Linked DNA regions of Homo sapiens: region 2 is linked to region 1. A link is an interaction called in ENCODE POLR2A ChIA-PET data of the cell type or tissue named here. Cell type or tissue: Panc1. All regions are shown on one strand. Each heading gives the region's core, and the rest is flanking DNA. Links, peaks and the distances in the headings are about the cores only. Region 1 overlaps ARHGEF33 (Rho guanine nucleotide exchange factor 33). Region 2 overlaps GALM (galactose mutarotase).

Region 1 (15,799 bases), core at 2,688-10,687:
TCTACTCCCTATTAACAACTAGCATGAGGCCGGGCACGGTGGCTCACGCCTGTAATCCCAGCACTTTGGGAGGCTGAGACGGGTGGATCACAAGGTCAGGAGATCGAGACCATCCTGGCTAACACAGTGAAACCCCATCTCTACTAAAAATACAAAAAATTAGCTGGGCGTGTTGGCGGGCGCCTGTAGTCCCAGCTACTCGGGAGGCTGAGGCAGGAGAATGGCGTGAACCCGGGAGGTGGAGCTTGCAGTGAGCCGAGATCGCGCCACTGCACTCCAGCTTGGGTGACAGAGCAGCCTGGGTGACAGAGCAAGACTCCATCTCAAGAAAAAAAAAAAAAAAAAAGAAAAACAACTAGCATGGTTCTTGGTGTTGCTTTCAACTGGCTGAAGTATTAGCTGAGAACAGATTAAAGTGTGTTTTTAAAAATCTCTCAAGATTCAAAGGAATAGAGTCATAATGTTGGCGACAGGCAGTGAGGTTGATATATTTGGGCAAGGCATCTGACCTGACAGCCATTTTATACCACTTACTTCTGAGGTCTGCCTCACTGAGATTAAAGACGTGTTATCCGATTCCATAATCACCATATGTATATAAGAAATTGGGACTCTGTAGTGAAGCATTTTATTTTTTCTGTCAAAACAGGAGCTTATGACTTAGCCAAGTCACTTATCCTCTCTGGACCTCATTTTCCGTATTTGTAAAGTGACAGGGCTTGGCTGGCTGATCTCTGTATAATCTTTCTGTTTAATTTTCTTTACCACTCTACACTGATTCCTTAGCTAAATATTGCAAGTAGTTATGGTGGGTGCAGTTTTGTTTCGTTTGGTCCTTCCGAACTATGAGATTGGTTTATTCATTTATTCGGCACCTATTTATTCAAGGCCTATTCTGTGCTGGACACTGGTTTAGGTCTTGGGGAATACAGAGTGAACAAAAATGTCCAAGTCCTCATGAGGGGGCACTGATAAGCCAAGATGGTCAATGAGCAAAGAAATATATAACATTATCATTTGATTGGTAAATGTTGTGGAGAAAAATAAAGCAGTGAAAGGGAGATAGGGTATAGAGGCCAGGACTCCTCTCTTATATGTATGGGTCAAAGAAGGCCTTTCTAATAAAGTGACATTCAAGCAGAGACCTTAGATCTTTTTTATCCTTGATGTAGGGTAGTAGGATATTGTAAATTTGGGAAGATTCTGAAGTTGCCAAGAGATAGGAACGAAATAGGCCTTGGTGGAGATAAATCATAGCTTGAGGTTCAACCTAGCTCTTCTTCCTCATATCCCTTATAGCCCAGGATTTCCACAAATGAGCTTCTCTGGGCTTCTGTGATTCCAAACAGTCTTTTAACATTTTAATGACTTCTCAAGTGTGTTGCATCTACTTATTTATTTAATTTTTACCAATGGACAATTAATAGTACATTAAAAAAAACTATGATAACTGAATTTACAGGATTTTAAGAAGCAGGGATCTGTTTTGCATGTGAATTTTACATCCAGATTTATATCACACGCTAAAGGAAGGGCCTAAGCTAAAAAATGTATAGGAAGAAGTTAAAGATGCAAGGACTAGGCTGGAAATACTATCTTCAAAGGGATGGATTTTTTTTTTTTTAGATTTATTCTGCATCTACTGGCTCATTCAAAGCCCATCACATAATTTGTTTTGGAGACAGGAGCATCCAGGAGCAGATGAATGGCAGACACTAGGGGACAAAGGCAAGCCCTCCAGGTGTTAAGAAGAAAGAAGTGGGCAAACACCAGGCAGTAAGGATTCTAAGGTGCATTCCAAAGTGGGTGAAGGAAGAAAAGGATTGAGTTTGCTTCTAAATTTTAAACACTAGAATCTAATATATATAACAAGGACTAAGCTATTGCAGATCATCCTATTTTATGACCCTATAACTCTGCAAATACCCTTTAGGGCCTAGATAGAACACTAAATCCTTTTGTTCTACTCACCCAGTCTGGATTTTCTTCTACCAATTATTTCTCCTTTAATCTCTACATCCATGATTTTTAGATGCGAGAACACCTTATCAATTAATTATCAATAATTCATTAATTGAGGGGGATTATTTGCTAGATAGTTACCACTGCCAGTGTTTAGGACAGTTTAGTGTCTTTGTCAACAAACCTTTATTGAACTTCTACCCTATGTTAGAATATATCCTATGTACCAGGGATAATAAGAGGTGGAAAAAAATAGCCTCTTTTCTCAAAGAAGTTTACAATTAACTTAGAAAATGAGATTATTTACATAAAATGAATAACAGTAGAAAAATTTGTTTTGATTCCTATTGAGTTTTACAGTTATTCCAAGAAAGGAAGGATAATTTCCCATTGGATTGAAGGGGGAAAGTTCTAGAGAGGGAATGGGCCTACATTAGACTTTGGAGAATGAGTAAGGATTTGTCCATTGGAGTGGGATGAGCAGGGCAGACCAGGCAGCAGGGAGAAGGAGAGACAAAGTAGAAATGCAAGTGGCAGAGAAGGCTGAGGCAGCTGGCAGGCCTCCTACACATCAGAAATGAGGCTGGAGGGGCAGGCCAGGGACATTGTGGAGGACTTTGAGATCTCGATTTTATTTTATGAAGATGAAAAAACAGGCCGGGTGCAGTGGCTCACTCCTGTAATCCCAGCACTTTGGGTGGCTGAGGCAGGCAGATCACCTGAGGTCAGGAGTTCGAGAACAGGCTGGGCAACATGGCAAAATCCCATCCCTACTAAAAATACAAAAATTAGCCAGGCGTAGTCGTGGGTGCCTGTAATCCCAGCTACTCCTGAAGCTGAGGCAGGGAGAACTGCTTGAACCTGGGAGGCAGAGGTGAGCAGTGAGCTGAGATTGCACCACTGCACTCCAGCCAGGGAGACGGAGCGAGACTCTGTATCAAAAAAAAAAAAAAAGGAAAAGAAGAAAAAGAAAAGAAAACGCCTATTGCAGTTTTTGAGCAGGAACAAAAGATCATGTAAGTGACATTTAAAGGAAAACAATCTACTGGCAGTGAAGAGGATGGATGAACTAACTAGGATGCTCCTAGAGACGTTTAGGCATGAAGCAGTCAGGGCTGATCCAAAGAGGCGACAATGAAAAGCAAAGGAGAAAATGAAAGACACCTTAGCAAGGAAGACTCGTAAGGATTTCACAGCTGGTGAATTTTAGGATGAGAGGCGATCATTCCGAGGTCTTGAGAGTGGGTCAGTGGTGGTGCTAGTGGCAGAGCTAGTGGAACCTGAAGGGGGAGCCTGGAAAGGTTAAAGATACCAATGTGATTTCAACAGACTGAGATTCAGGTGACCATGGAACAGCCCAGTGACATTATTCGTTGGAAAGAAATATAAGGGTGACCAAGGACATTCATTTAGCCGAAAAAAAAAAAGCCAGTTTTGTTTCCTTTCCTTAAAGACCTGAATACTAAAACATAGGTAAAACTGCATAGTGAAAATACTAGTGATTGAGAAATGATGAACTGTTTAGCATAATTTCAGTTTAGGGTAAGGTGATGATTTGTTTGGATTAAACAAAAGAACAGTTACAGAAGGCTTTGGGGGCTGGAGGGCTGGGGAAGGGAGGCCATTGGTTGTGATATCACCGTGTTACCACACTGCTGAGTGATATTTGGAATTACCCTGTTAAATTTTAGCCTCAGCATTTTAGAGCTACCAGGACTTTGAAACGCTCCTTATACTACAGATGAGGAAATGGAAGCCCAGAGAGAGTGCCTGGCTTTCCTAAGGCCCCACAGTAAGAAGTCAGTGTTAGATCTCAGTCTAGTATTCTTCTATTCCCAGACTGTATGGGCCAGCAGGTGCCCTGCCTTCCTGACTCTTTGAGGAACTCTTTTATTTAGTTCTACAGCAGGAAGCCTGATGAAAATTTTCATAGATTGCATTATCAGAAATCAAAATGGAAGACCCTCTGAAGAGCATTAAAGGCAGGAAATGGTGTGGGGCAGCGTGTGTGCCCTGTTAGATCAACTTGTCTTCAGGTGAAGGAATCATTTTCCAGTGGCATCAGAACAAGATGAAATGAGCATAATCTGCACAGGGACTGACTGCCTTACAGAATGCTTAAGCAGCCCTAGAATAGACTTCAAGTGAGGTTGTTCAGTGTCTTTCCTCACATACTTTAAAAAATGCTGAAGAAGCCAGGTGTGGTGGCTCATGCCTGTAATCCCAACACTTTGGGAGGACCAGGTGGCCAAATCACTTGTGCCCAGGAGTTCGAGATCAGGGCAACATGACCTGGGAAACATGGTGAAACTCCACGTCTACAAAAAAATACCTAGGAGGTGGAGCCAAGATTGTGCCAAGATTGAGCCAAGATTGTGCCACCGCACTCCAGCCTGGGTGACAGAGCAAGACTCTGTCTCAAAAAAAAAAAAAAAAAAGAAAAAAATTCTGAAGAACAGGATTGCTATCTAACTATCTGGGACAAAGGAGAAGTATGTAATTCAGTTTGGAGGTAGGGGGATGGAACACTTCTCTTCTTTTTTTATTAACTTATTCCTGTCCCAACTTGTTCCAAACAAGGAAATTGAAATAATGCAACAATAGATTGAGGAATCAAAAAATAGCTTCTTAGCAAAACCAGCCCCAGCATGTTCTGGTCTCCTTATGGAATGTCTCTAGCCCTTTTCTCATTGTTCCAAACTTTTCAGATGTGGTAAAAATGTACTAATTTGTGGGGTTCAGTATGCCTTAGCTCTAGGGAGGGCATGTATGAGGTAAGCTGGAATTATAAAAGAAATAATCAAACTAATGATGAATTTACACTTTTCATTGATCAACAAAAATGTTGACTCTTTCCCATATCTAGGCTTCTGCTGCTGGACTTTGTGATAATAATCGGTTATAAGATGAGACTCGGCTGGGTGCAGTGGCTCATGCCTGTAATAATCCCAGGATTTTGGGAGGCCAGGGCAGGAGGATCGCTCGAGCACAGGAGCTTGAGACCAGCCTGGGCAACATGGTGAAACCCTGTATCTACAAAAAAAAAAAAAAAAAAAAGGTCTGGGTCTGGTGGCAGCTACTCAGGCAGCTGAGGTGGGAAGATTGCTTGAGCCTGGGAGGTCAAGGCTGCAGTGAGCCATGATTGCACCACTGCCTGGGTGACAGAATGAGACCCCCTGTCTCAAAAAAAGATGATCCTTGGTTTAGGTGAGGAGAGTTGACAGATGACAATTGAGGAGAATGGCCAAAGCAGGCTTCATGAAGGGTATAAGACATGAGTTGCCCTTTGAGGGTTGAGCAAAACTTGGTTGACAGAGAGCAGAGGGTTGTAGGACCGAGATCCCCAGGTAGGAATGCCTAAGGCCTGTGAGTGGACTAGTTCTGTAGGGGAAAGTGCTGTGGTTTTAGTACCCAGGGACCATCGCTGACCCCTGTCAAGTATGCACGGGCTGTGGACCATTTTTCTAACTGAACTCATCCATTTTCAAGGTTTGACTATGATTTCCAACTTTTGAAGGCTTTGCTCACTGGGAGTCTTTGTTCACTGGGCAGTAGTGGGAAATTATAGTCATTCTGAAGATGGATTGTACTCTTTTTCTCCTTTCTAGCTGTTCTGAGAGCACCAAAGGCAGCTCCAAATTGGATGTCATTTCATCTGAACTATGAAAAAAATTCTCCCAGGAGGGGCAGCAGTAACCTGGTTTCCCCTCTCACCTAAATTAAGCTTTGGTGACTGATGATCCGTTTTACAATGTACTACTAACTCAGCCACCTGGTTCAGATCTTGGGAGTCCTGCCACTGCCTGTGATTTAGCAGAAGGAACATTTCCTGAGGACTAAAGTTTTTCCATGTTAATGTACCCCTCTGCAAATCAGGGCCATCTCTAGGACTGGAGGGAGTTGTCTCTGGAGCTCAGGGTTCTTTCCCTCCAGCGTTTCCCAGGAGAGCACTCTTGTCCTTCTTTGTCTTTCCTTCCTATCAATTGGGACTTACTTAGTGAAAGTATAGTGACAGTCACTTTATTGTCTTTTTAAGTAGATATTTACATTGTACTGGGGCTCTCTGCCTCTTGCACAGTGTCTCTGGGAGGATTTTTTTTTTTTTTTTTAGACAATGTCTCACTCTGTCATCCAGGCTGGAGTGCAGTGGCACTATCATGACTCACTGCAGCCTTGACCTCCTGGGCTCAAGTGATCCTCCCACCTCAGCCTCTCAACTTGCTGGGACTACAGGTGCATGCCAACATGCCTGGCTAATTGAAAAAAAAAAACTTTTTGTAAAGATAGGGTCTCACTATGTTGCCCAGATTGGTCTTGAACTCCTGGGCTCAAATGACTCTTTTGCCTCAGCCTCTCAAAGTGCTGAAAGTTATAGGCTTGAGCCACCGTGCCTGGCCTCCAGGAGGCTTTTAACTTCCACTCAGATGAATCCAGGGAGAGAATCTGTTTGAAAGATTGAGATTAAAGAGAGTCAAGTCAGGATAAGAAAAGAGATGAAGAATATCTTCCCTGACCAGACACAGAGGCCATGAGACATTCAGGCTCACGAAATCTGGTTCTGACACAGTTAAGTAGGTCAAGTATTAAAATGAGTCAGAAGAGCCCCTGGAAGTGACTTTCAGCCCTGATCTGAAACTTTTGATAAGTTTTTATGTCTTCAATGAGGCATTTTTAAACTTAAAATATCTCTGGCCAGTGGTTGGTTTTGTGTGTGTGACAGCATGCTGATGTTCTTTTTTTCTTGACTGATGTAGACACATATTAACTCTACCAATTTACTCTATCCTGACTGATCTTAGGTGAACAACAACAAAAATTAACATGCCAGTGGAGTGAGGATGGAAGGATCTTTGTTATTTCACTTCTGAGCCTTCTGTGCTCCTGAGCTATGGAATTACCTATTCTCTGTGCTTTGCTCCTGTTCTCACTGGCTCTGGGCACTTTGGTGTTGCTGGCCGTGATGAACATCACTACAGTTAGTTTTGGTGTGGGACCATTTACTAGGAGAGCCTGCTCTTTCTTGGTTTTTCAAGCCAGGGAGTGGGAACAAGGGGATATATTTCTGCCAGTGGAACTTTGCTTGTTAAAATAAAATAGGCCTTTTTTCCTAATAAAAATAATCTTCAGGCCAAACTCTCTATATTTACCACTAAGTCTTTATTGTTGATGTGAAGCAAGTTGTAGTAAAAAGCGTGTTTCACTGGTAGTCTGCTGCATGAGAATTCAGGTCACTTCCATAAATATTTGTTGAGAGTATGTTGAGAATGGTGCCAGGAGCTGGAGACAGAAAGAGGAATGAAACTCCGTGTATACCCCTTAGTTGCTCACAGTCTGGGGAGTGGACAGCCATGAAGGCAGTTAACTAAGGAGGGGTGATGGCCTTGTGACCTGGTTCAGTGGCAGGAGCCACCTTGTTTCTAGCAGCACCCATATTTGACAAAGGGTCACGTAAGGGGCTGACTTGAGCACCAAGGACCATTTTCAAAATAAGGCCACTTATTGTTTGAGATGTCTGGTGGCAGAGTCCTATTTTAATTCTTTTATTTATTTCATTAAAAAAAATTTTTTTTTTAGACCAGGTCTCACTCTGCCGCCCAGGCTGGAGTGCAGTGGCTCTATCATCGCTCACTGCAGCTTTGACTTCCTGGGCTCAGGTGATTCTCCCACCTCAGTCTTCCAAGTGGCTGGAATTACAGTAGTGCACCACCACGACTGGCTAATTTCTTTTTTTTTTTTTTTTTTGTATTTTTTGTAGAGACAGGGTTTTGCCATGTTGCCCAGGCTGGTCTCAAACTTCTGGGCTAAAGCTAACTGCCTTCCTTGGACTCCAAAAGTGCTGGGATTACAGGCATGAGTCACTGTGCCAGACCCCTATTTTAATTTTAATTCTTTAATTTATTACCTTTGCCACTTTAAATTGCTATGTATTCAAGGATGATTTTTTTTTTTTTTTTTTTGGTTGTGGGCATAGAAAGCTGCATTTTCATTGAGGTATCCTAGTTTTAAGCACTTGTGTATCTTCATATTGTGAGAATTGTCTTATCTCCTTACCATTTTGCTTCTAAGGGTCACACTGTACTCTTTGTTTTCTTGCGTTACATTGATTAATTAATTCTATTAATAGTTTTATAACCATTAATTTTTATTTTTTTGCTGATCATAGTGTTATATTTTTGTTTTCTGACATTTTATTTAGAATACGTATAGTTATTTTTTTATTTATTTATGTAGGCTATCCTAGAGTTGGTCTCAGAACCTCATAGAATAAATTTAGCTATTTACATGTATTCTATCTATAGCATAGACTAAATAACACAGACACTGTTATTTATAGAACCTTCCTGTGATATTATGCTGAATCATTTCCTATTGGGGAGTAGATATTTGACCTTCTCTTTTAATATTTTCTGCAGATAGTTGTTCTGGATAAAAAAATTTATACTGTTTTTAAAACAAATTTCAATAATGTATGTTTTCCTAGAAAATTATCTGTTTCATTTAGCTTTTAGAAATTATTGGCAGCCAAGTGTGGTGGCTCATGCCTGTAATCCTAGCACTTTGGGAGGCCAAGGCAGGTGGATTGCCTGAGCTCAGGAGTTCAAGACCAGCCTGGGCAACACGGTGAAACCCCGTCTCTACTAAAATACAAAAGAAATTAGCTGGGTGTGGCGGCTTGTGCCTGTAGTCCCAGCTACTCGGGAGGCTGAGGCAGAATTGCTTGAACCCGGGAGGCAGAGGTTGCAGTGAGCAGAGATCCTGCCACTGCACTCCAACCTGGGTGACACAGCAAGACTCCATCTCTACAAAAAAAGAAAAAAGCAAGAGAGAAAGAAATTATTGGCAACAAATATTGCATACTGAATTTTACAAATAATATTTCATATTCTCTGAATTGGTGGTTACATCCCTCTTTTTAGTCCTACTTTGTATTATTTCTCTTTCTCTCAATCTCTTTCTCTCATCAGACCTGCCAAAACTTTCTTCCTTGTATCAGTCCATTCAACCAGTTTACGCAGATGGCTATCAGAGCCCACACAGGAATTGATACCTTTTTTTAGTGACAATGGTACCTTAAAGTGGTACCTTAAATTACAGTACTTTGAAATACTGTGGCATGAAGCAGTTTATTTAAATTTAGAGAAACATAGAAAGACTACTGGTCTTACTTGAAGCGACTTCCAGTGTAACTTTGGGCAAATAATTTGTATGAGCTATGGCTTCCTTGGGTATAAAATGAATGGAACGTGTGTTTGGCCCACTGCACAGCATTGCCGTAGTGATCAAGTGAGATAACATACATGAGAGTGCTTTGAAAACTACGAAGCATGAACAAACAGGGTGTTACTGTCACAAAATAATGTTGCTTTTAGGCTCTATAGAAAAAAAAAGCAAATAGCCCTTTTCATAATGTTTATAGCATTTTTTCTACACCACAAAGATCATATAGACTCTCTTCTTGAAAATGTCTACAGGATTTGTCCTGATGAATTATTTTAGTTTCAGGGGAAAGTATTTCCTCATCACCCTCCCCCCAGCATAAAAAGTTCCCATTCTACTAAATTAGAAATGTGCACTAAAGACCCATTCAATAAAGGACACTGAAATGGAAATTAACTCAAGTCTGCTTTCAATTAATTTCAATTCCCCAAAGTGCCAAACTTTCCTTTTCTGTCACAGCAGTAATTGGAAAGTAATAGACAATCCTCAGTTTTTGTAGTCTTATGTGTGTATATGGGGAGGAGGGTACACGTTCTAGGTCAGTCTAGGGGAGGGTCAGGAGACTTTTCAGTATTCTTTAGGTTTCTGTTAACTTATTATTTAAAAAAATTTTTCTGAATTAATTTTACACAAATATGGCTATAACTTCTTATTGTTTCAACATTCTTATTTCTCTATATCAATAATTTTAGAACCTTTGTTTTTAAACAGCAGAAGCTGATCTTCAAAGGAAATCCTTCCCCGCCAGGCACTGTGGCTCACGCCTGTAATTCCAGCACTTTGAGAGGCTGAGGCAGGAGGATTGCTTGAGCCCAGGAGGTTGAGGCAGTGAGCCATGATCATGCCACTGTACTTTGGCCTGGGTAACAGAGTGAGACCCTGTCTCAAAAAATAAAAAAATAAAAAAAGGAAGTGCTTCCCCCAAAGCTGTAGTACGTGAATCAGACAAGAACAGAGAGGCTCTGGTTGAAGGGGGTAAAAAGGGGGACCCAGAACCCTACCAGCTTGGTGGCTTCCTCTCTCCACTCAAGACAGACTCAAGAAAGCCTGGGCTTCAAAAAATATAAACTGAAAACCATGGCTTTGTAACATGATCAGGCATGATATAGACACCAACAGGCTCACTTAACATTATTTTCCCCAGTGTCCGCCAAGGCCTGAATGGGTGTTTTTAGAGGTTAGCACTGCAACTGTAGAGACAGAAAGAAAGGAGGAAGGTCAGGGAGGAATAGGAGCCACATTAACTTGGTGAGAGGCATGTGGCAGCATCTGATGGTTATTTATTCAAAGGCAGGCAGTGATTCAAGGGCTATCAAGGGCACAGTGAAGAATTACTAGGCTCAGAGTGAGAGATTCCCAGTACAAAATGAAGAGCAGACTACAAGTGAGATCTCAAAGGGACTTTCATAATCATAGCAAGGCTTTTTCCAAAATAAGTCATATTACCTTTCTGTGTAATCCTGTTATTAAGCTCCCTTTTAAACTGTACCCTTTAATACATATTCATTATTACAGTCATTCTCGTCAACCTAGAAATTCTGTTCTGGAAACTTAGCTTAAGAAAAAATGTCCTAAATATGAAGAAAAAGGACTCTGTTCCTTTTTATATCCATTTATTATAGTAAAAAATGAAAATTACCCTAATAATTGGGGGAGGGAAAGAAAATGATGACATGTTTTCTCAAGCAACTATTTCTTAGTCAATAAATATAATTATTGTTGAAACTATTTGGAGAAAGCCAGGAGTAATAAATGAAAGAACCAGTTCTGAAATCATATGGACCTGCCCGAATTACAATTCTGGCTCTGTATGCCATGATCCTGGGCATATTATTACCTCATTTTCCCAAGCCTCAGTATTCTCATCTAGAAAATGGGGATAATGATACACCCTCAACAGAATCAATATGAGAACTTAATTAAATGAGAAAATATAAATAAAATATGAAGCATCATGTTTGGCATATAGCAGCTGTTCAAGAAAAGTTCATTCTGTCTCCACCATTCCTTATATAGCATATGGGAAAATGCTTATGCTCTGTCAACAAATTGTTTTTTTTTTTTTTTTGAGACAGGATCTTGCTCTGTCACTCAGGCTGGAGTGCAGTAGTGCAATCCTGTCTCACTGCAGCCTTGAACTACTGGGCTCAAATGATCCTTCCGCCACAGCCTCCCAAGTAGCTGAGACTACAGGCTTTGTCAACAAATTTGATGAACTTAAGGAAATACGTAGTTTCCTAGGAAAATACAAGTGACTAATTAAGTTGAAAAGCTGCGTAGATAAATTTCTTTTGAAGAAATTGAAAAGGCCTTGAAGATCTGACTACTTTTTTAAAAGATCAAATGGTTTCATAGCTCTGCTCTATTATCTTTTAAAGAACTGATAATTCCAATGTAATTGAAGTTTTTATAGGTTATAGAAAAAGATGAAAAACTTCCAATTCGTTATGGCTAACATAAGCTTAATGACAAAATAAAATAGAATAAAAAACAAAAACAATCTACCAGCTGGGCAAGGTGGCTCACGCCTGTAATCTCACCACTTTGGGAGGCCAAAGTGGGTGGGTCATTTGAGACCTGGAGTTTGAGACCAACCTGGCCAACATGGCAAAAACCCATCTATATTAAAAATACAAAAAATTAGCTGGGCGTGGTGGCGCACGCCTGTAATCCCAGCTATTCAGGAGGCCGAGGCACGAGAATCACTTAAACCCAGGAGGTGGAGGTTGCAGTGAACCGAGATCATGCCACTGCACTGGGGGACAGAGTAAGACTCTGTCTCAGAAAAAAAAAAAATAAAAAGAATATTTCAATAGCAAAAGTGACCACATAGTCAAAAGACAAAAAGATAAATGGGAAAAATATTGCATATAACAAATAAACAGTTAATACGTATTATTTAGAAGCTGTCACTCCTTGGTTAAAAAAAAAAGGCAGATAACCCAAAAGAAAATTAGGCAAATCAGAGGATTAGATAATTGACAGACGAGCAAATCTAAACTTATAGTAAGTATACGATATAGAGATGCTCAATAGCACCAGCAATCAGCAAAAGTAGCTATAAACTATCACTTGTCACCCATCTGACCAACAAGAACTAAAAATGTTAACATCCACTATTGGCTGGAATGCAGGAGAAAGGTATTCAGGCAATGAATATTCCTGGGGGAAATAAGAATAGTTATAGCCTTTTTGGAAAGCAGCCTAGCCACATCTATGGAAACTCCACATAAATAAAAACACCAACATGTAAGGCTCTATGTACCAAGATGTTTGTTGTGGCATTGTTTGCCATGGCAAAATAATGAAAATAAAGGGAATGTTCATCAGTGGAGAAATGATTAACACAGTTCATTTGTACCATGGAATATTATGCAGTCATTACAAGTAATTTCTTAGGGCCAAATGTGGTGGCTCACGCCTGTAATCCCAGTACTTTGGGAGGCTGAGCCAAGCGGATCACCTGAAGTCAGGAGTTCAAGACCAGCCTGGCCAACATGGTGAAACCCATCCCTACTAAAAATACAACAATTATCCAGGCGTGGTGGCACACACCTATAATCCCAGCTACTTGGGAGGCTAAGGCAGGAGAATAGTTTGAAACCGGGAGGCGGAGGTTGCAGTGAGCCTGGATCTCACCACTGTACTCCAGCCTGGGCAACAGTGAGACTCCATCTCAAAAAAAAAAAAAAAAAAAAGTAATTTCTTAGATCTATACCAATTAACTTGGAGAGATTGCCACAATGTATTATGTGAGAGTGAGATGCAGAGAAGTACAATATATAAACCTACAATAACAACCCCACTCCATATATGTATATTCTGTATATGATTGTGTGCAATTATATGAGGATGGAAAAAATACCAGAGATTATTAACATCAGTTGGGATTGGGGAGGAACACTTTTACCTCTGCTCAAACAGCCACAATAAAAACAGTATAAATAATAATGGTCCATTTTTTTTTTAATTTTTAAAAAGTTTTTCTTCATGTATTTTATCTGTACAACAATAATGATCCTATGTTTATTTTATTTTTTCCATTACAGAGATGGGATCTTAACTATGTTGCCTGGGGTGATCTTGAACTCCTGGCCTCAAGCAATCCTCCATCCTTGGCCACCCAAAGTGCTGGGATTACAGGCATGAGCCACTGCACCCAGCCATGGTCCAATTTTTAAAAGAAAGTAAAATGTTTATGCTATAATATAGGTGGGAAAGGTAGTTACAAAATTTTAGGTAGGCTTCATTAATAATTATGTAAAACATTCCAGAGAAAAAATATTAACAGGCAATACAAACAAGTGATCATGATAGTTGTTTAAGTAGAGGCGTTATAGTTGCTTTGTCCCCTGTAGAGTTTCCAAATTTTCTCTAACGTAGTTTTTTTATTGACTTTTTTTTTTTTTTTTTTTTGAGACAGAATTTCGCCCTGTCCCCCAGGCTGGAGTGCAGCGGCGTGATCTCGGCTCACTGCAATCTCTGCCTCCCGGGTTCAAGCAATTCTCCTGAGTAGCTGGGATTACAAGGCGTGTGCCACCAAACCTGGCTAATTTTTAAATTTTTAGTAGAGTGGGGTTTCACCATGTTGGCCAGGCTGGTCTTGAACTCCTGGCCTCAAGCTATCCACCTGCCTCGGCCTCCCAAAGTGCTGGGATTACAAGCATGAGCCACCATGCCTGGCCTCTAATGTAGTTTTGTTGCTTTTGTAATTTACTAAATAAAATTTCTAACTTACTATCCATCACACGTGTTTATTATGTCTCATGGTGGCTCATGCCTGTAATCCCAACATTTTGAGAGGACAAAGTGGAAGAATTGCTTGAGGCCAAGAGGTCAAGAACAGTCTGGGCAATATGGGGAGACCCTGTCTCTACAAAAAGTGAAAAGTTAGCCATGAGTGCTGGCACATGCCTATAGTCTGAGCTGCTTGGGAGGCTGAGGCAGGTGGGTCCCTTAAGCCTAAGAGTTCGAGGTTACATTGAGCTATGATCATGCCATTGCACTCCAGCCTGGGAAGAGCAAGACTCTGTCTCTACAAAAAATAAAATAAAAGAAAGTATTATGTCTTGAAATAAGTTGTCATATGTACATATGTGACCATATGAGCATGGGGATATTCTAGCTCAGAAAATGTGTAAGTTTTCATTTTACCTATGATATATGGATTTTGTTGTTGTTTTCAATTAGTTGTAGACTAACGACTAAATTTCCAGGAAAAATCACCCACAAAAATCCCATAAATATATGGCTTTGCATATTTAAAGATTTTCTTCCCCCAAATAGTAACAGAAATCACTTCTAAAGACCGTTTTTAAAGCCGGATGGCTTTGGGCAGGCCACTTCTCTTCCCCTCCTTAGGTCTCATGTGCTTCTTTTACAAATGAAGAACTTGGATAGAATAATTTTCTCAGAGTCTCTTTGGCTGTAACATTCTGTGATTTAATTATATTCATCCTAGAATGGATTAGATATCAAGTAAATTAACAATTGCTAAGGAGAAGAAAGTTTTCGTCTTAGTAATATTTGTATCAGCAATGAAAAAAGATTCAAGATAGTTAGGAAAGATGCCCTAGCTTGACATAACTTTCATGCTTACATGAAAAATGTGAAAGAGTTTAAACAGCATATGGCCTTGACTTTGGGCTTTTCTTTATATTCCTCATTTATAACCATGTAGCTATTTCCCAATGGCTTTTTACCTGTGTGTACCCTCCCACCCTGCCAACTTATTATTTTGCTTTATAAACCTCAGTATGTGAATAAAGGTCTTTTTCTTTTGGTTTGGACACACTCCATATTTTATAATAAAGTCTTTTTTTTTTTTTTTTGAGACAGAGTTTCATTCTTGTTGCCCAGGCAGGAGTACAATGGCACGAGCTCAGCTCACTGCAACCTCTGCCTCCCAGGTTCAAGTGATTCTCTTGCCTCAGCCTCCTGAGTAGCTGGGATTACAGGCATGCGCCACCACGCCCGATTAATTTTGTATTTTTAGTAGAGACAGGGTTTCTCCATGTTGGCCAGGCTGGTCTGGAACTCCTGACCTCAGGTGATCCACCCACCTTGGCCTTCCAAAGTGCTAGGATTACAGGTGTGAGCCACTGCAACCGGTCTTCTTTTTTTGAGACGGAGTCTCACTACGTCACCTAGGCTGGAGTGTAGTGGTGTGATCTCAGCTCACTGCAACCTCTGCGTCTCAGGTTAAAGTGATTTTCCTGCCTCAGCCTCCCGAGTAGCTGGGATTACAGGCACCTGCCACCATGCCTGGCTAATTTTTGTATTTTTAGTAAAGACGGGGTTTCACCATGTTGGCCAGGCTGATCTCGAACTCCTGACCTCAAGTGATCCGCCCACCTCAGCCTCCCAAAGTGCTGGGATTACAGGCATGAGCCACCGCATCGAGCCCATAATGAAGTCTTAAATCAACTTTCTTCAGGTATAATTTATGTAAGATAACCCAATTAAAATATACATTCAATGAGTTTTGGCAAATTTGTGCACCAATATACCACTAACACAATTAAGCAGTAGAACATTTCTATCCAAAAAAGTTTCCTGTGCGGCCAGGCATAGTGGCTCATGACTGTAATCTGAGCACTTTGAGAGACCGAGGAGGGGA
Region 2 (15,799 bases), core at 2,930-10,929, 220 kb before region 1:
GGTTTCACCATGTTGCCCAAGCTGGTCTCGAACTCCTGACCTCGGGTGATCCACCCGCTTCAGCCTCCCAAAGTGCTAGGATTACAGGCGTGAGCCACCGCACCTGGCCCCAGATTTTAGATTTTCAGATTAGGGATTTTCAACCTCTATCTTAGTAAGCGTAGCTTGAATCCACAGCCACTAACTTCAGGTTTGAAGGTGGATGGGGGCACCAGCCTTCCAAGGCACTCCGGTAGGAGTGGATGATCACCAAGCCAGACCTGGAGTCAAGGGCCTCTGCATCTTCAGAATATCTCTTGCCATACCTTGAGAAGCATTATCATATATCTCAAACCCTCCCCAGGCACATAGCTCAAAACCTGATATTTAAATTAGTCAGCTCATCTTATATATTTTTGTTTGTTTTTTAAATTTAATAAGTGGTATTTTTGTTCTATTTGGGCCCAAGTATTGCTCATCACTTCTAAGTTTGAGGGTTGGAGACCTGGGGAGGAGGGGAGAACTGGCTTTGTCAAAGAATATAAAAGGTATGTAGGTTGCAGGTCGTTTTTTGTTTTATTTTATTTTTCTGTTCCTTCCTGTGCCTAACACAAAACTGGGATAACTTTTTTTTTATTGAAACTTTACCTAAAGACCTGGGTGTGGTGGCTCATGCCTGTAATCCCAGCACTTTGGAAGGCCAAGGTGGGAGCATCACTGGAGCCCAGGAGTTCAAGACCAGACCGGGCAACATAGAGAGATCCCCCATCTCTAAAAACAAACAAACAGGCTGGGTGCGGCAGCTCACGCCTGTAATCCCAGCACTTGGGAGGCCAAGGTGGGCAGATCACTTGAGGTCAGGAGTTCAAGACCAACCTGCCCAACATGGTAAAAACCCGTCTCCACTAAAAATACAAAAAATTAGCTGGGCGTTGTGGTAGATGCCTGCAATCCCAGCTAATCAGGAGGCCGAGGCATGAGAATTGCTTGAACCCAGGAGACGGAGGTTGCAGTGAGCCAAGATTGCGCCACTGGACTCCATCTTGGATGACACAGTGAGACTGTGTTTTTATAAACAATAAAAACAAACAAACAAAAAAACAACAGAAACTTTACCGAAAGAGTTATGAAAGCAGGTCTGGGGGAATTCGAGATGAAAAGCAATAGCATGTGGTACATGACAGGTAGACATGTCATTAAGGACCCAGGTTCTTCCAGTTTTCCATCTGCTTCCTCAGTATTTTGGCTTTTGTCTTCAGGCTTGTCCCCTCATGGCCACAGCTCCAGGAATCACCTCCTCATATAGTCACATCCAGAGACAAAAAGACCCATTCCATTTTTCATATCTCTAATGTCCTCTTTTTAAGAAAAAGCAATGCTTTTCCTAGAAGCCCTCCAGCCAACTTTCTCTGATTTCTCATTGGCCAGAAGTGTGGCCTATGCTCTGCCTAACCCAATCGCCAGCAAGGGAATTAGGCCATGATGATTGGCTTAGACCAGTCAAAATTTGCCCTCTGGAAATGGAGCGGGGGTGGGTCCTCTTCCCTGAATATCTGGTCTAGCATAGGATAAATCAACAAGCCTAGTTTCTGCCTGGGGGCACAGAGTTGCTGGTAAAAGAGTTGCCATGGCTTGTGGGTAGTAACCCACAGTGTCTGTACCCTCCTGCTAGAGGTGATGAGAGCTGAGTTAAGGCTGTGGTAGTGATATTGCACAATGTCTTTAAAGTCCCCTGCAAATCATAATGGGCTCTATAAATGGTTAATGTTACAAACAGGTAGCAGCCAAGCAAAGTTAACCAAAACAAACACTGAACCCAGAGATGGGCCTCAAGGTCTGTTTGTGAATCAGCATTTCTTGCCAAGTTTTCATCAGCCTTGAAAGGAAATGATTCCAACAGTAATATTCCACCAGAGTAGATCATTGCGTTTTTCCAGCCTAGAAGAGTCATAAAAAGAAGCATGCATTTTTATTTTTATTTTTTATTTTTTATTTTTTTGAGACGGAGTCTCACTCTGTCTCCCAGGCTGGAGTGCAGTGGCGCAATCTCGGCTCACGGCAATCTCCGCCTCCCAAGTTCCAGGGATTCTCCCGCCTCAGCCTCTGGAGTAGCTGGGATTACAGGCACGTGCCCCTGGCTAATTTTTTGTATTTTTAGTAGAGATGGGGTTTCACCATGTTGGCCAGGCTGGTCTTGAACTCCTGACCTGAAGTGATCCGCCCATCTCGGCCTCCCAAACTTCTGGGATTACAGGCCTGAGCCACCATGCCTGGCCACAAAGCATGCATCTCTTTAACGAAGGAATGTTACTACTGCTTGGTGACCCAGTGACCCTTAAGAGGGTGGGTGCCTGATGAATGTTCTTTTCCTTCTCCTCCTAGGCTTCTTCCTAAATCTCAGGCTCATCAGTTTATTTGGAGTGTGATTTTCATGTTGATTCATTTCTCTAGTGCTTAAAAAAAAAAAACCACAGAAAGTGGAAATTTCTTTCTTTCTTTCTTTCTTTCTTTCTTTCTTTCTTTCTTTCTTTCTTTCTTTCTTATTTTGAGATGGAGTCTCGCTCTGTCTCCCAGGCTGGAGTGCAGTGGCGCGATCTTGGCTCACTGCAACCTCCGCCTCCCGGGTTCACGACATTCTCCTGCCTCAGCCTCCCGAGTAGCTGGGACTACAGGCGCCCACCACCATGCCCAGCTACTTTTTTGTATTTTTAGTAGAGATGGGGTTTCACCGTGTTAGCCAGGATGGTCTGATCTCCTGACCTCGTGATCCACCCACCTTGGCCTCCCAAAGTGCTGGGATTACAAGCATGAGCCACCGTGCCTGGCCAGAAAGTGGAAATTTCTAAGCAGCTTTATTTATAATAGTAAAACACTGGAAGCAACCCAGAAGTCTATCAACAGGAGAATGGATAAACAAATTGTGATACAGTCATACAACGGAATACTACTCAACAATACAAAGGAATATAACATGGATGATCCCAGTAGCATTATGTTGTGTGGAAATAACAAGGCACCAAAGAATATGTACTGCATACTTCTGTTTCTAAGGAGGCAGGCACCTAGGAAACAGAGTGAAGACCTGAATTAATGCTAGGCCAGGAGTCTGGAGAATGGCTTTGCCTCCTGCAGGTGTCCTCATTGGATGACATTACATAGCTTGTGTTCCTCCAGGCTTATTTGTGCACAGGAAGTATGGAGGTGCTTTGGTCCACCTGGGTTCTCTTTTTCTAACACTATTCAGCTCTGTATGTGGGCTGCAGCTCCCAGTTTAGCGCCACCAAGGCCTGGAACCCAACCTTCACACCCCTTGTCTCGACTGACCCAAAGCCCTCTGTGTTGAGCTGAGTAGTGAACAAATAGGGCCAAGGAAATACAGTAGTCCCAAATTCTCTTCCCTCAGCTCCTCTCCCACAGTCCCAGGGGCATCTCCAGGTGCTGGCACCACCCTGAGGCATGCGAGGATGGCAGGAGAGAGAGCCGCACAGAAGAGACATCCTCTCTAGGCTAGACCTGCTCTAGGCAGGGGTACAGACCCTCTCCCATCTTGGACCTGCTGCCCCAGCTCACAGCAGAGTGAGCTGTAGAAAGTGCAGAGGAGAGGCCTTTGCCCTGGCTTTGTCCCCCACCCACTCATACCCCTGCCCAGCACACACCCACTGGGAGAAAACAAGAGCATCATAGTTCTTCTGGACAGGCATGGTGGCTCAAGTCTGTAATCCCAGCACTTTGGGAGGCCAAGGCAGGCAGATTACTTGAGGTCTGGAGTTCGAGACCAGCCTGGCCAACATGGTGAAACCCCATCTCTACTAAAAATACAAAAATTAGCCTAGCATGGTGGTGGGCACCTGTAATCCCAGCTACTTAAGGAGGCTAAGGCAGGAGAATTGCTTGAACCCTGGAAGTGGAGGTTGCAGTGACCCAAGATTGCGCCACTGCACTCCAGCCTGGGCGACACAGTAAGACTCTGCCTCCGAAAAAAAAAAAAAGAGAATCGTAGTTTTTCAGAAAAAGAGCCTACTAGTGGTGTAATTAAACCAGTTTCTGTCGTGTTTAGACATGCATTCTCATGGTCTCTAAAATCTTGACCTTTCTTTTCAGAATTACTCAGTTGGATTGTGTGGGCCAGTCTTTCAGACCATAGAATCTGTTTCCAGCTAACCTGTCCTAACCCTGTCTCAAAAAAACCAGTCGGCCGGGCACAGTGCCTCACACCTGTAATCCCAGCACTTTGGGAGGCTGAGGTGGGTGGATCACCTGAGGTCAGGAGTTTAAGACTAGCCTGACCAACATGGTGAAACCCCATCTCTACTAAAAATACAAAAATTAGCCAAGTGTGGTGGCACACGCTTGTAATCCCAGCTGCTCGGGAGGCTGAAGCAGGAGAATTGCTTGAACCTGGGAGGCAGAGACTGCAGTGAGCCAAGATTACACTACTTCACTCCGGCCTGGGCGACAGAGTGAGACTCCGTCTCAAAAAAAAAAAAAATGTGTACTGGGTGCGGTGACTCACACCTGTAATCCCAGCACTTTGGGAGGCCGAGGTGAGCAGATCACCTGAGGTCGCGAGTTCGAGACCAGCCTGACCAACATGGAGAAACCCCGTCTCTACTAAAAATACAAAATTAGCCAGACGTGGTGGTGCATGCCTGTAATCCCAGCTACTAGGGAGGCCGAGGCAGGAGAATCACTTGAACCCGAGAGGCGGAGGTTGCAGTGAGCCGAGATCGCGCCATTGCATTCCGGCCTTGGCAACAAGAGCGAAACTCGGTCTCAGAAAAAAAAAAAAAGTCAAATGTCAAATATCCCCTGAGAGACAAAATTATCCCCAATTGAGAACCACTAGTTTAGCTCATCTTTGAGCATTCACTGAGCAAAAGCCCTCACTTGGTTTCCCTTCCACATCTTCTGGTGTGAAGCTTTAAAATATGTTGCTATTGATAATATAAAATAATATTTGTACTAGAAACATGCATGTATAAAGTTATTTGCCGATTTGCAAACAACACAATGCACCTTTCCTACACTGTTATTCACAAGGACCCTGGAAAAGGTAGAGGCATCATTAGCCCAAATTTATTTTATTTTATTTATTTTGAGATGGAGTTTTGCTCTTGATGCCCAGGCTGGAGTGCAATGGCACGCGCGATCTTGGCTCACCGCAACCTCCACCTCCCGGGTTCAAGCAATTCTCCTGCCTCAGCCTCCTGAGTAGCTGAGATTACAGGCATGTGCCACCACACCTGGCTAATTTTGTATTTTTAGTAGAGACGGGGCTTCTTCTTTTTGGTCAGGCTGGTCTCGAACTCCTGACCTCAGGTGATCCGCCTGCCTCGGCCTCCCAAAATGCTGGGATTACAGGCATGAGCCACCGCGCCCGGCCTCATTAGCCCAATTTTAAACCAAAGGAAATGAGAGTCTATGAGGTTAAATGAATTCCCTGGGACCACTCAGGAAGAGCTGGAACTACACCCCAGGCCTTCTGACACTGACCAGTACACCAGCCTTTGACTCCCCTGCAAAGGCCAGGCTGCATCTTCATGGAGGAGGTGGGCAAATTCTCAAAAGCAGGGACTGCGGTTCTGACACCTGGGCTTCTGTCATGGAGCAGAGAGTGGGGCCTCTGTGTGGAAACTGGGCTAGAGGGGGGTGCCAGGTGCACCCCCAGGAGTGAGCCTGGAGCAGTACCCTGACCTCTCAGGATGTGTGTGTTCCTGGTTACCAGTCATTGCTCTTCTGTTTGCCTGGCAAGTGAGAAGAATAGAAGAAACACCTCCACTAATAAGCCAAGGTCCAAAAGGCTTTCAAACCACTGTGGTCTCTGACTTTTCACCTTCATATTCTATTTAGAAAAGAAAATGCATGCACACTTGAAAGTTTCTTCCAAATTTATCTGTTGCTATTTTGAGGCCTTATCTACCTCCACTTAGTTGATTATATTTAATCATGACCATCAGCCAAACAAGATTTTAAAAGTTTTTGTCAATGCCTGAAAACATTTTTGCAAGATAAGTTAAAAAACAAATATATGAAATAAGACTAAGCAGAAAACCTTTCCCCTACCTTTTCCTCCCAGGCTTCCCCAAATATAAATGACCATGAAGTCACCATAGAAGCGGATACTTATTTGCCTGTGGATGAAACCCTGATTCCTACAGGTTGGTGAATTTAACCTTTTTGTGTTATGTGGGATCATGGATTGGCTCTCGAGGCCAAGAAAGGACATTAGTGGAGAAAGCGGTGAAATCTTAATAAAGTCTACAGTTTAGTTAATAGAATTATTCTAGTGGTAATTTCTTAGTTTTGATATGTGTACTGTGTTTATGTAAAATGTTAGCATGAGGGAAAGCTGGGACAGAGATGCAGTATTTTTACCACTTTTCTGTAAGTCTAAAATTATTTCAAAATTTCAAAAATTTTTAAAAAATGGTGAGTAAGATAATACTTTACTGGGGCTGGGCGCGGTGGCTCACGCCTGTAATCCCAGCACTTTGAGAGGCCAAGGCGGTTGGATCACTTGAGGCCAGGAGTTTGAGATCAGCCTGAGCAACATGGTGAGACCCCGTCTTATTTTTTTTTAAGATTAAAAAAAAATTTTTTTAATGCAAAAGAAACTAAAGTTAAAAAAAATTTTAAATAACTTTACTGGATACTCATCTTACACTAGGTAACAGCTTTTGTTTTAGCTGGCTTTTTTGGGAGGGGGGCGGTGCGGGAGGGGATAGGGTCTCATTCTGTTGCCCAGGCTGGAGTACAGTGGCACAATCTCAGCTCACTGCTGCCTAGACCTCCTCCCCAGGCTCAGATGATTCTCCCATCTCCACTTCCTGAGTAGCTGGGACCACAGGCACACACCACCACGCCTGTTGTATTTTTAGTAGAGACAGTGTTTTACCACGTTGCCCAGGCTGGTCTCAAACTCCTGGACTCAAGCAATCTGCCCGCCTCAGCCTCTCAGAGGGCTGGGATTACAGGTGTAAGCCACTGCGCCCGGCCACTTTGGCCTCTTTAATGGGTTGAGTTTATGGCTGCTAGTTCAAACTTTTTATGAGGAAGAAAGGTAAGCATGTGAGCCTGCATACCCAACAGCAACTTCAGGTAACAGCAGGCATTAGGAACTCCCATAAATATAGTGACTACAAAACTAATTGGAATAATAATGAAAAATTGAGCTCAATGGGGTCAAATTTTTGGCATCACAGTTTTTGAATATTTTCCTGGCTCCAGGGCTGAGTTTAAAGGCTTTTCTGTTTGTCTTGGTAGCATGTGTCATCTTGTGATATTTACATGACTCAATAGAAGGGCATGAGTAAGCTGGCCCATCTGGTCCTAGAGGCAGAATTACTGCAGTAGAACTATATGTTGTGAACTGCAAGGAAAAAATAGTGGTGGCTGCTGTTTTGTGACTGATAAGGAAGAAAGTGAATCAATTAGCTTATAAGTGGAGGTTATGAAATAAGTGCATATTTATTTGTGTATATTTATAAAATCTTCTCATGCTATCCGGTTGAGTTGATCAGATGAAAATCACAACAGGGCATAATTTGTGCATTTAAAGGCCTGTAAAGGCCAAGTTATTTTACTTGATTGTAAAAAATCATTGTGGCAAAGCACAGTAGGCTTAACATGCACTCTAATGGACTGCATAAAACTTGCGTTCGCTGGGTATGGTGGCTCACACCTGTAATCCCAGCACTTTGGGAGGCTGAGGCAGAGGAGGATCACTTGAGCCCAGGAGTTCGAGACCAGACTGTGCAACACAGTGAGATCCCATCTCAACAAAAAATTGAAAAAAAAAATAGCCAGGTGTGGTAACACGCACCTGGGGTCCCAGCTACTCAAGAGGCTGAAGCAGGAGGATCTCTCGAGCCCAGGAGTTGGAGGCTGCAGTGAGCCGTGATCTCTGCTGCACTCTACCCTGGGCAACAGAGCAAGACCCTATCTCAAAAAAAAACCTAATTGGGAATATATGTGTTATATTTCAGTAGTTTTTTTTTTTTTTTAAAAAAGACCAAACTACCATTTATAATCACCATCTTTTCATGAAAGAATATTTTAGTACCATAAAAGTGTAAACAAATTTAATCTCAGAATAAGGAACAACTCTTTATGTTGAATTTATGTAGCTTTTTAAAAAATAATATGGTACCACTTGGAGCCAATACTATAAAAAAAATAAATAGCAGATTATCCAAACGTATCTCAGTTTTCTGGGGACCAGTGAAAATGTTATCACTAACTCATAATTCAGAACTAGTAATTGATCTGTAAGGCCACTTCTCTCTCTTGCATTCTCCAATTCTACGAGGCTCCTAGCATGACATTTTACTGCTATTTCCACAACTCTTCAAATCCTTTAGAGCTCTATCATTGAAGTAAATAAGTTGCTGCAACTTCAGAGCTCATGAAAAATTTGTAATTCTCTCCTACCTATCCATACTTGAGTCAGACCTACATGTTATACCTGTTTGCCGAGTGACACTTAAGCAGAAATTGTAGTATTGTTTTCTCTTTTCTCAGAAGTCCTTAAGAAACAAGCTAATTGTCTGATTCCTTTGAAACTTCCTCCAAAAATGGGTGGTAGTAACTGCTACCCTGCACTTTAGGAATGTAAGAATTCACATGTCTGGCCCACTTTCCACTGAGAACAAATCTCTAGGAGCCCAGATTTTCTCTCTTTTTTTCTTTCTGTTTTGTAGAGACAGGGTCTCCCTATGTTGCCTAGGCTGGTCTTGAATCCCTAGGCTCAAGCAATCCTCCCACCTGGGCCTCCCAAAGTGCTGGGATTACAGGTGTGAGCCACCATGCTGGTCCTCATCTGACTCTTAACACTGATCAAAAGCCCATGAGCTTAATTTTGAAAGAAATCCAAAAGGCTTGCCCATCATTTGATCACTCAGAAGTGCTGCTGGGCTCTCTAGGAGTTGGCAGTCTATGGGAAGGGTCAGCCAGAATTGTGTCCATTAATCTGGAAAATATCAGGATAGACATAACTAGGAGACTTGGCACAGAGGGCAGGCACTGCTGAGGGGGCTTCCAGATAGAGGAAATGAGAGTTAAATAAAACCTGGAAGGGAAAGTGGAAGTTTGCCAGGGAGTGAGGAGGAGAAAGGTGTTCCAGATAAAGATGAACAAGCGTGGGCGGTGCAAGAAATAGCAGGACTAGCCCAGGGAAGTGCTGTGCTTTTGAAGCAAAGCATTTGGGGCATAATTTTAGTGGCAGAGAGTGGATGGGCCTGGAGAGGTTGATTGGGGCCATGTCAGATCTGTACCAGGCTCTGTGGAACTGCAATCCCTAGGGTGGCCCTGGGTGGCCCCAGGCTGGCCTGGAGCTCAAGGCCGATCCACATAGCTGACTCACAGGTGTGCCTGAGTCCAGTCTCAAACTTCAGCGTGTTCTGCCAGAGCTGGACTGAACCACAAGGCCACTTTCCTGAGACGTGCTACAAGAACCTGTTAGACCAGGTCGGGTGCAGTGGCTAATGCCTGTAATCCCAGCAATTTGGGAGGCCGAGGTGGGCAAATTACTTGAGATCAGGAGTTCGAGACCAGCCTGGCTAACATGGTGAAACCCTGTCTCTACTAAAAATTCAAAAATTAGCTGGGTGTGATGGTAGGCGCCTGTAATCCCAGTTACTTGGGAGGCTGAGGCAGGAGAATCGCTTGAACCCAGAAGGCAGAGGTTGCAGTGAGCCCAGATCACGCCACTTTACTCCAGCCTGGGAAACAGAGCGAGACTCTGCTTCCAAAAAAAAAAAAAAAAGAGAGAGAGAAAATAACCTGTTAGACCAGCCATACTCCATTAAGACTTCTCAAAATAAATATGCACTATCTACCGACTGTGGTTTTGTTGAATTGAGAAAAAGAAGATACTGATTATCTGTGAGATAAGGTGAAGCTTTATGATAATAATAGCTAGTATTTCAGGGAGGACTTTATAAATAATTCATACCACAAGCCTGTAAGGTAGGTTCTGTTCATTTTTCTTATTTAACAGATGTGAAAACTATAGAACAAGGAGTTAAAGTACCTTACAGAGGATGACCCAGTTAACAAGTTGGGGAAAGCCGGGATTCACACCAAGGTAGTCTGGTATTAGAACTCAGGCTCTTAAGTAGACCTGCACTCTACAGATCTTACAATGTGGTTAGATGTCAAGAAGGTTTGGTGCCAGGCACAGTGGCTCACACCTTTAATCCCAGCACTTTGGGAGACCAAAGATTGGTTGAGCCCAGGAGTTCAAGAGCAGCCTGGGCAACATAGGGAGACCCTGTTAATACAAAACATTTTTTTGAATTAGCCAGGAGTGTTGGTGCATGCCTGTGGTCCCAGCTATTTGGGAGGCTGAGGTAAGACAATTGCTTGAGCCCAGGAGGTCAAGGCTGCAGTGAGCTGTGATTGTGCCACTGCACTTCAATGTGGGTGAAGAGCAAGACCCTGTCTCAAAAAAAAAGAAGAAGATTTGGGAGGTAGGGGAGAGGCAGAAAGGAGTGAGGAAAGAAAGAAAAGAAAAGTAAATTAATTTCTTTACTATATAAATACCCAAGTGCAACATATAGTCAATAAATGAGAAGTAAGCCAAAACAAAGAACAGACTTTTGCCAGCTGTCAATCCTCAGCTCTTTTGCCACCTTTTGTACAGGGAGCCTCCCCAGTCCTCTCACTGTCTCCTCCTTGTTCCTTCCTCCCTTCAATTTATTTCTACTTTTCTGCAAAGAAAACAGGAAACCAAGTTTGTTTAAATTAAATATAAGAAAGGGAGAGAGAGAAAGAGGAAGGAAGGAAAGGAAAAAGGGAAGGAGGGAGAGGTTTTCTTGAAATTAAAGAGCATGAATTTAAGTGTCTGGCCTTGTCAGTCTGACAAGAAAGGGAAAGTCAGGCTGGGCGCAGTGGCTCAAGCCTGTAATCCCAGCACTCTGGGAGGCCGAGGCGGATGGATCACGAGGTCAGGAGATCGAGACCATCATGGCTAACATGGTAAAACCCCGTCTCTACTAAAAATACAAAAAAATTAGCCAGGCGTGGTGGCAGGCGCCTATAGTCCCAGCTACTCGGCAGGCTGAGGCAGGAGAATGGCGTGAACCCGGGAGGTGGAGGTTGCAGTGAGCCAAGATCGGGCCACTACACTCCAGCCTGGGCAACAGAGCAAGACTCCGTCTCAAAAAAAAAAAAAAAACAAAAAAAGAAAGGGAAAGTCAAGGGAAAGTCACCTCAGGTGTCATTGTTCTGTTGCAGCATATGGTGTTCCTGACAGATCCCTTGTCTTTCTGGTTCTTGGTTTTCTCATATGCAGAATCTTGTTATGAACAAGTTGTGTTGAAAGTTCACATTCTTTAAGTATGTATGTTGGTCATCTCTGTTGAAAATGATAGAAAAATCACCTTCGGTAGAAAATTTACAAACAGGCCGGGTGCAGTGTCTCATGCTTGTAATCCCAGCACTTCAGGAGGTGGAGGCGGTTGGATTTTTGAGCCCAAGACTTTGAGACCAGCCTTGGCAACACAGTGAAACCCCATCTCTACCAAAAATACAAAAATTAGCCAATCTCACAGCCCAGTCTCAAAATAAATAAATTAAATAAATAAATAAATAAAGTTTCAAAAAAAGAAAGCAAACTTACAGACACAGTTAAAGAAAAGCTGTACCATTTACAGGGTGGCGTTCAGCTATCTGGAGCAGTCCCTTATGGTGGGTACTTCATTTATCCTGGGGAGATGCTGGATAATGAGTTCGTTTTAGACCCTTTGCTCTACCTGGCTTTTCCTGGGGTGGCTGCTTGGTTGTGCTGAAACCCTCAGAAATCAACAGTAGAAAACTTCTCTAAAACAGCTTTGGCCTTTTTGCATATGAATGACTTTTACTGCGTAAATCAGTTATTTTGCTTACCATCCTAGTCCTCTGCTTTCCACCCCAAATCCTTGTTTATGTGTGTGTGGTTTTGTTTGTTTGCTTGTTTGTTTGCTTGTTTGTTTTTTGAGACGGAGTCTCACTCTGTTGCCCAGGCTGGAGTGCAGTGGCTCGATCTCAGCTCTCTGCAGCAACCTCCACCTCCCGGGTTCAAGTGCTTCTCCTGCCTCTGCCTCCTGAGTAGCTGGGACTACAGGCGCGCATGCCACCATACCCGGATAATTTTTGTATTTTTAGTAGAAATGGGGTTTCACCATGTTGACCAGGCTGATCTTGAACTCCTGACCTCAAGTGATCCACCCGCCTTAGCCTCCCGAAGTGCTGGGATTACAGGTGTGAGCCACCACACCCCGCCTGCGTGTTTGTTTTTTAAATCTCTCTTCTTAGGGTCATGAGATTTCTCATTAATTTCACTTAGAGCTCCTGGAGAGAAAAGCCTCTATTATTGTCACTATAACAGTAAAAAAAGTGTAGAGATTTTTTTTTTTCTTTTGAGACAGAGTTTCGCTCTTGTTGCCCAGGCTGGAGTGCAATGGCGTGATCTCAGCTCACTGCAACCTCCACCTCCCGGGTTCAAGCGATTCTCCTGCCTTGGCCTCCCAAGTAGCTGGGATTACAGGCATGTGCCACCACACCTGGCTAATTTTGTATTTTTAGTAGAGATGGGGTTTCACCATGTTGGTCAGGCTGGTCTTGAACTCCTGACCTCAGGTGATCCACCTGCCTTAGCCTCCCAAAGTGCTGGGATCACAGGCATGAGCCACTGTGTCCAGCTTTTCTTTTTCTTTTCTTTTTTTTTTTTTTTTTGAGACAGGGTCTCTTTCTGTTGCCCAAGCTGAAACAGTGACACAATCATAGCTCACTGTAACATCAAACTTCTGGGGCTCAAGCAATCCTCCTGGCTCCGCCTTCCAAATAGCTAGGATTACAGGTGCACATCACCATACCCAGGTAATTTTTTCTTTTTTTACACGAAAATGTCTCAACATGGATTTTTTTTTCTTTTTTGGCAGAGATGATGTCTCACTATGTTGCCCAGGCTGGTCTCAAACTCCCTGCCTCAAGCCATCCTTCCACTTTAGCATCCCAAAGTGCTAGGATTACAGGCGTGAGCCACCGCACCTACCCCCAAGAAAGCTTTTTTTTTTTTTTTTTTTTTTTTTTGAGACAGAGTCTTGCTCTGTCAACCAGGCTGGAGTGCAGTGGCGCGATCTCAGCTCACTGTAACCTCTGCCTCCCATGTTCAAGCAATCCTCCCGCCTCAGCCTCCCGAGTAACTAGAATTACAGGCACATGCCACCACGCCCGGCTAATTTTTGTATTTTTAGTAGAGAGGGGGTTTCACCATGTTGGCCAGGATGGTCTCGAACTCCTGACCTCAAGTGATCCACCTGCTGTGGCCTCCCAAAGTGCTGGGATTATGGGCATGAGCCACTGCACCCGGCCCCCAAGAACTCTTCAAATGCACCTAGTGTCACAAGAAAAGATAGTTAAACTGTGTCTGAAAAAGTGGCTTATGTGGGGAAATTTGTGATGGATTTAGGGAAACTTAGGGTAAATTTTAAACATAAGGCCTTTTGTCAGATCACCTACATTCCTCGGATTGTGCGTGGGTTTGTCGCAGGTGCTTGATGTGACAAATTACACAGCTTCTATTGCTTCATTTGATCAGCCGCCTGTTGACTTTCAGCCAAGTCCTGCAGGGTTGCTTCTCAGATTGTATCTTTCTGCAAGACAAAGATGTTTTCATAGTCTCTCTTTAACTTCTCCCTTTTGTGGCTATTAATTTATACTTATATGTTTTTCAACTCCTTATTTTTGTTTTCTCTTTATAAAAGTTTTAACGTGTGCTATTCTTGAGGGAAATACTGATGCATATCTAAACTTTAGGGGTGTTTTTCACCCTGGCTACAGACACTCGGTAAATAATTTTTCAGGTGATGGGAAAACACATCATCATGAGAATGTAGCAACTTTTATTTTGCAGTAACTGTTAAAATTGTGGCCACAGTGCTCAGTAAAAGGGGACCTTCCCCCTGTAGGTGTTTGGGGAGGAGTGACGTCCTGTCCTCCATTTTGTTAGTAACCCACTTATGGATGGGGCATTATCACCTAGAAAGAAAAGAGATACCATGGTATGCAGTTACAGGGAGCCAGAGCAAGAGCAAGACAAAGAAATTCCCTTACGTCTTCAATGCAGAGCCGGCATTTAGACCTCTACCCCAGGCAGGACCCACAAATCTTTGGCAGCCATGAGCACCTGTTTTGCTCCTGCCTTCTTCCTGTTGGCAATTTTGGGTTTTGGGGTTTTTTTTTTTTAGACAGAGTCTCACTCCATCACCAGGCTGGAAGTACAGTGGTGCAGTCTCGGCCCACTGCAGCCTCCGCCTTCCGGGTTCAAATGATCCTCTTGCTTCAGCCTCCCAATTAGCTGGGACTACAGGTGCGCACCACCACGGCCAGCTAATTTTTGTATTTTTAGTAGAGATGGGGTTTCACCATATTGCCCAGGCTGGTCTCAAACTCCTGACCTCAAGTGATCTGCTCACCTCAGCCTTTCAAAGTGCTGGGATTATATATATATTTTAAATAAATGAATAGAATTCATCACCTAACTTCTAAAGCTACCTCTGTAGATGAAATTCCGGCACTTAGGAGTCAGCAGTGGTGTATTGAGTGCATAGCCCTTGCTCACAGGTGCTTCTTTCCTGTCCCATGGCAGGTGGCACCAACAGAAGGTTTCTGCAAGGCTGAGAGCTCCTTTTACCCATGGACCAGGAGCAAAGTTTGCAGGTACACTGTCAGGCTGTGTTTGGATGTTAGCAGTTAATTTAGCTCTGCGTCTTCAGAGCAATTATTCTTAGCTACTTAAAAAAAAAAAAAGGAAAAAAATGACACCCATAAAGCATTTGCTGCTCCATAGGATGGGAGCACACTCTGTTGTTGGGCATATGAGTCCCTCTGGCATGTGTTTTCTATGTTTATTGTTGTCAGGGCTGTCCCTGTAATTTCCCAGAAGTAGAACTCCCTGAAGCTGTTTCCCAGAAAGGACAGGGGTGTAGATAATGGATGTCCAGAGACAGAGAACACTGCAGTGCCAGATCCCTGTGCTGCTTTGTCAGACATTTGTTTATATATTGTTTGTTTTTGAGATGGGGTCTCACTATGTTGCCCAGGCTGATCTTGAACTCCTGAGCTCTCAAGTGATCCTCCCACCTCGGCCTCCTAAAGTGCTGGGATTACAGGCATGAGCCACTGTGTCCAGCTGTTATTATTATTATTATTTTGAGACAGAGTTTTGCTCTTGTTGCCTAGGCTGGCGTGCAATGGCACATCCTCGGCTCACTGCAACCTCCGCCTCCTGGGTTCAAGCAATTCTCCTGCCTCAGCCTCCCGAGTAGCTGGGATTACAAACGCCCACCACCATGCCCAGCTAATTTTTGTATTTTTAGTAGAGACGGGGTTTCACCATGTTGGCCAGGCTGGTTTCGAACTCCTAACTTTAGGTGATCTGCCCACCTCGGCCTCTCAAAGTGCTGGGGTTACAGGCATGAGCCACCGTACCTGGCCCCAGCTGTTATTATTTTTAATTGATACCTAATACTTGATATCTAATACATATTTTATTGATACCTAATACATATTTACAGGGTACACTGGGATATTTTGATACATGTTTACAATGTATAAGGATCAAATCAGGGTAATTAGCATATCCATCACCTCAAACATTTATCATTTTTTTGTGTTGGGACATTCAAAATCTGCTGTTCTAGCTATTTGAAAATATACAATAAGTTGTTGTTAATTATAGTCACCCTATAGTGCTTTAGAGCACTAGCACTTATTCCCCCTATCTAGCTGTACTTTTATTAACATTAAACAACCTTTAGGCTGTGTGCGGTGGCTCATG

The links. Peaks named below come from ENCODE experiments on the same cell type or tissue, not always from the same donor. Only the 100,000 strongest peaks of a DNase experiment are listed, where the experiment ranks them.
Region 2: POLR2A ChIA-PET joins it to region 1 with 11 read pairs; 2 of 35 experiments call an interaction of 5 or more read pairs at or near these places.

What each region holds. Positions count from the first base shown.
Region 1 is chr2:38,901,807-38,917,605 of GRCh38, forward strand. All of the region lies in intron 2 of ARHGEF33 (Rho guanine nucleotide exchange factor 33), which reads left to right. Among named protein-coding and RNA genes, the nearest start is that of ARHGEF33, 20 kb to the left of the region's middle. In Panc1, for the core only: no CTCF peak of the experiment used is centred there; no DNase peak of the experiment used is centred there.
Region 2 is chr2:38,683,758-38,699,556 of GRCh38, forward strand. It overlaps GALM (galactose mutarotase), which reads left to right. Exons shown (of 7, transcript NM_138801.3): 4 at 6,056-6,137. LOC124905993 (a long non-coding RNA gene) reads right to left here. Exons shown (of 3, transcript XR_007086292.1): 2 at 13,480-13,613; 3 at 126-1,917. Among named protein-coding and RNA genes, the nearest start is that of GALM, 26 kb to the left of the region's middle. RefSeq lists a silencer at 8,970-9,264. In Panc1, for the core only: no CTCF peak of the experiment used is centred there; a DNase peak (open chromatin) is centred at 7,274; H3K4me3 peaks cover 374 bases; H3K27ac peaks cover 6,131 bases.